2 separate regions of the Homo sapiens genome follow, and region 1 is linked to region 2. Evidence: chromatin loops called from intact Hi-C (ENCODE). Cell type or tissue: PC-9. All regions are shown on one strand.

Region 1 (2,500 bases), 98 kb after region 2:
AGGTGGAGGTTGCCGTGAGCCAAGATTCAGCGACAAAGCAAGATTCTGTCTCCCAAAAAAAAGGAAAAGAGAAAAAAAATTAGATAAATTAGACTTCATCAAAATCAAAATTAAATTTTGTGCTTCAAATGGCACCATCAAGAAAATGAATAGACAACCCATAGAATGGGAGGAAATATTAGCAAATAAGGTAACTAACAAGAAACTTGTATCCAGAATATACAAAGAACTCTTACACCAGGGCCAGGCAGGGTGGCTAATGCCTGTAATCCCAGTGCTTTCGGAGGACTAGGCAAGAGGATCCCGAGGGCCAGGAGTTCAAGACCAGCCTGGGCAAAACACAGCAAGAACCCATCTCTACAAAAAGTAAAAAATTAGCCAGGCATAGAGGCATGCACCTGTACTCCTAGCTACTCCAGAGGCTGAGGTGGGAGGATGACTTGAGACCAGGAGTTGCAAGGGATGATCATGTCACTACACTCCAGCCTGAGTAACACAGCAAGATCCTGTCTTGAAAAAACAAAAACAAAACAACAAAAAACTCACAACAATTAAAAGACAACTCAAAGAACAGCCAAAGAATGCGAATAGATATTTTTCCACAGAAGATACACAAATGGCCAATAAGTACCTAAAGAGGTGCTCAACATCATTACTCATCAGAGAAATGCAAATCAAAACCACAATGAAATGAGATACCACCTCACACCCAAAATGGAATGGCTACAGTCAGAAAGTCAGATAACAAGTACCAATGGGGATGCAGAGAAATGGGAACAGCCATACACTGTTGGCAGGAACATAAAATGGTCCATCTCTGGAAAACAGTCTGGTAGATCCTCAAAAGATTAAACCACAATTCCACTCCAAAGTACAGACACATGAGAAAACAAAACATATGTCCATAAAAAGCTTGCACCCCCAATGTTTACAATAGTATTATTCATAATACCCATAAGGTAGAAATGGCCCAAATGTCCATCAACGAACAAATAAACAAAATGTAGTATATCCACACAATGGAACAATATTTGTCCATTAAAAGCAATGCAGTACTGATACATGTTACAACATAAATGAACCTTGAAAACACGCAAAGTAAAAGCAGCCAGTCCCAAAGACCATATACTCTATGATTCCACATACCAAAGTCCAAAGCAGATAATTATATAAACACATAAAGTAAATCAGTGGTTGCCTAGGGCTGGAAGGGGGAGGGAAAGGAAAGAAGGAGGAGAAAAAGAATAGCTAAAGGGTATAAAGTATCGTTCAAGATGATTAAAACTGACTGTGGTGATAAATGCAAAACTCTAAAAGCCACTAAATTGTACACTTTAAATGAGTGAATTGCATGGTATGTGAATTATATCTCAATAAAGCTGTTTTAAGAAAAAAGAATATGTGCCGGGCGTGGTGGCTCCCGCTTGTAATCCCAGCACTTTGGGAGGCCGAGGCGGGTGGATCACGAGGTCAGGAGATAGAGACCATCCTGGTTAACACGGTGAAACCCCGTCTCTACTAAAAATACAAAAAATTAGCCAGGCGTGGTGGCGGGCGCCTGTAGTCCCAGCTACTCAGGAGGCTGAGGCAGGACAATGGCGTGAACCTGGGAGGCGGAGCTTGCAGTGAGTGGATATCGCACCACTGCACTCCAGCCTGGGTGACAGAGCGAGACTCCGTCTCAAAAAAAAAAAAAAAAAAGAAAGAAAGAAAAGAAAATAGAATATGTATGTCAACTTGGAGTCTTTTTTGATTAATTGTTTACATTCAACATTTAAAGCTTAGTGTCCTGGCCGGGCATGGTGGCTCACACCTGTAATCCCAGTACTCTGAGAGGCTGAGGCAGGCTGATCACCTAAGGTCAGGAGTTCAAGACTAGCCTGGCCAACATGGCGAAACCCTGTCTCTACTAAAAAATACAAAAATTAGCCAGGTGTGGTGGCAGGCACCTGTAATACCAGCTACTTGGGAGGCTGAGGCAGAGGTTGCAGTGAGCCAAGATCGTGCCACTGCACTCCAGCCTGGGCAACAGAGTGAGACTCCGTCTCAAAAAAAAATAAGTAAATAAATAAAGCTTAGTGTCCAAAACTCAAATTCACTTTTAAAGTCTTCAATTTTGTTTTTTAGATAAAACATATATACATATGCATACAAAAACATATAAAGTAATGAAATAGAAATATTTTCTAGTTTCAAATAGGTTCTATGAAATCTAGTAACAATAAACTCCAAAAATGGGAATGACAAGAGTGGAAACGTCACTTCCATAACAATAAAAAGCTGTGCTATCATCCATTAATCGGTACATTAGAGTTACAGATCCTTTTAGTACTTGAGAATGAAATGTTCAACCTTTCCCCTTCCACAAGTCACCCTCATGGAGCTCACACACCCACTTTTCTGATACTGTTCTGCTGGATGTGAATTTAAGTCTCATTTCCCCAAAAAGACGTATCTTCCTTAAAAGTAAGAACCACTCATACCTAACAGTTCACCTAGC
Region 2 (2,500 bases):
AGGACGGAGGGCTGGGGACACCCGGACACACACACTCGAGGGAAATTTACCAGCATGTCAGCACTGGCTGTCTGAGTTAATTACAGTTGCATTTTTTTTCTTTATATCTTGTGTGTTCTAAATTATCTCTAATGAGATGTTTCTACCACACCAGGGAGAAAAAAGCAATGACAGGGACTGTAAAATAAAATTTAAATACCAGACCCTACAAACATGGAATGTGCAAAGGGCTGCAACTCCCTGCCTTCCCTCCCTTCACTTGCTCCCTGCTCCCCTTCCCAGGCAGCTCCTGGAAGGAGTGGTCAGCCCAGCCCTCCATTTCCTCTTGCCCACGCAGTCACATCTCTGCAATCTAGCTTGCGCTTCGCACCCCCACCCCCAGATCAACTGTGACCTCATTGTCAAATCCAAGGGACATGTTTTTATCCTTATCCTGCGTGGCTGTCCATCATCTGACCCTGTGGGCTACTCTCTTCCGGGTCTCTCCCTGCTGCCTTTTCTGTCTGCCTTGTGGGTTTCCTACTTGCACCTCCTCCGTGTTCCCCAGGACACCATCAGGGCCCCCTGTACACCTTAATCTACACACACTTCCTCTTCTAAATTAATGGTTTCAAATAGCAATGCCACACTAATGACTCCCAAGCCCATGGTTAGCGCTGCCCTCCCTGAACTCTTGCTCCACGTGTCTAACCACCTGCTGGGCATCTCCAGCAGGAGATAAGCTGAAGCTTGAGACATAAGCTGAAACCTGAAGGATGGCTGGGTTTTGAAACTAAGAAGTTGGGGTGGGGTGGGAGTGCTCCAGGCAGGAGAAATGACACGTGCACATGTTCAGTGGGGAGAAGGCTCACGCACATTGCCTTCCAGGGACTCAATCCAGCAGGAGCTCACTAAGTTCAAGATCAAACATTACCATTCCCCAATAGGAATTCATCCTCCCCTGTTCTCTAGGTGTAGGTGCTATTAACTAGTCACCCAAGCCAGAAATGAGAAGTCCAGTTACCCACTCGTTCATGTATTCATTTGCTATTCCTTAGGCACATGCAGACAAGATGCACACATTGCTCACAGCCCTGCCCTCACAATGCGGAATCCACTGAGGTAGGGAGGCTGTCTGCTGGTGGTGGTGTGAGGTCATGAGCTGGCAGCCGGGTCAACAGGCAGTCACATCTCAGTGTGGAGGTGCTGGGACGGAGGAAGTGCTGGGGCTGTGGAAACACTCAGGAGGGAATCAGGAAAGACTTCCTGAGGTGGCGACATAAGCTGAAACCTGAAGGATGGCTGGGTTTTCAAAGTAAGAAGTTGGGGTGGGGTGGGAGCTTTCCAGGCAGGAGAAATGACACATGCACATGGTTTAGCAGGGAGAGGGCTCATGCACAATGCATTCCAGGGACTGAGTCAGTATGGCAGATGCCCAGATTGTAGACAGGGTGAGGGTGTGTGTGCCTGAGAGAGACGAGACAGAGAGACCAAGAGACAGAGTGACAGAGGTGTTTAGGAGCTGAGCTCTCAGGGACCTGGTTAAAGAAAATGGATTTTGCTCAGAGGAACATGGAGTCACTGCAGTGTCTTAAGCCAGAGAGTTCTTTCAGCATCTATTCAATAAATGTGTACACTTTAAAAAGAGCCCTCAAATTTCACTGTGAGAATGTGTTTGTAAAGGCCAAGCCTGCAGGCAGAAAGGTTGAGCAGGAGGCCCAGGTGACTAGCCTCACCAGGGCAATGGACGAGAGGTAAGACAGGTTCAGGAGAGTTTGCAGAGCCAGTCCTACTAACAGAACTTGCTCAATGTCTGAATGTCTGTGCAGGAGGAAGATGAAGGACTGAAGGAAGGTTTCCAGCCAATGACAGGTGCACATGGGTGGATGATGGCACCGTGCAGGGTGAGGGAAGCTGCAGGAAGGTCAGTGTTGGGGCAGGAAGTAGGTAGAGCAAGTTGAGTCTGGGGTGTCTGTGTCATAACTGGGTAAAACTGCACAGGGGACACAGCTGGAGACACAGGCCTGGGACCTGGGAGATCTGGGCTAGAGATAAAGGTTTGGTAGGCACTGTTATCCGATGATAACTGAAGCCATGGGAGCAGACATGGTTGTTTCAGAAGAGTCTAAACAAAGCAAACTGCCTAGAACAGAGCCCTGCAGAACATCAACTTTTGTGGTTAAGAGCAGACTCCCTCCTGCTTACTTCCATGGCAAACTCTCCACCACGCCCTAGACTGCCCTCAGTACCTGGAGTCCCGAGCCCCCACCTCCAACCCCAGTGCCTTCACCTTGTCCAGGTTCCTGTCCCTTCTCAATGGGATTCCTACTACCTTCTCAGGGGTCTTTCTCTTCCAGTCAGGCTCTCCTCTCCAATCTACCTCCTCCGCTGCCACTGAAATGACCTTACCAAAATGTCATCGTGAGAAATCAGTCATTAACATTCCTCAAAAGTTCCCTATGTCCATTTTAGGAAAATCCAGACTCCTTACCTGGATAAAAAGGGCCCTTGGGGATTAGAA

The links. Peaks named below come from ENCODE experiments on the same cell type or tissue, not always from the same donor. Only the 100,000 strongest peaks of a DNase experiment are listed, where the experiment ranks them.
Region 1: a loop joins it to region 2, with 4 times the contacts of the local background. A loop is called at or near these places in 2 of 110 quality-filtered maps.

What each region holds. Positions count from the first base shown.
Region 1 is chr13:27,151,259-27,153,758 of GRCh38, forward strand. All of the region lies in intron 1 of USP12 (ubiquitin specific peptidase 12), which reads right to left. The region is part of intron 1 of USP12-AS1 (USP12 antisense RNA 1); the gene reads left to right. Among named protein-coding and RNA genes, the nearest start is that of USP12, 19 kb to the right of the region's middle. In PC-9, no CTCF peak of the experiment used is centred here; no DNase peak of the experiment used is centred here.
Region 2 is chr13:27,053,026-27,055,525 of GRCh38, forward strand. LOC105370124 (a long non-coding RNA gene) reads right to left here. Exons shown (of 2, transcript XR_941767.3): 1 at 2,471-2,500. Among named protein-coding and RNA genes, the nearest start is that of USP12-AS1, 71 kb to the right of the region's middle. In PC-9, no CTCF peak of the experiment used is centred here; DNase peaks (open chromatin) are centred at 686, 1,356 and 1,736; H3K27ac peaks cover 2,500 bases.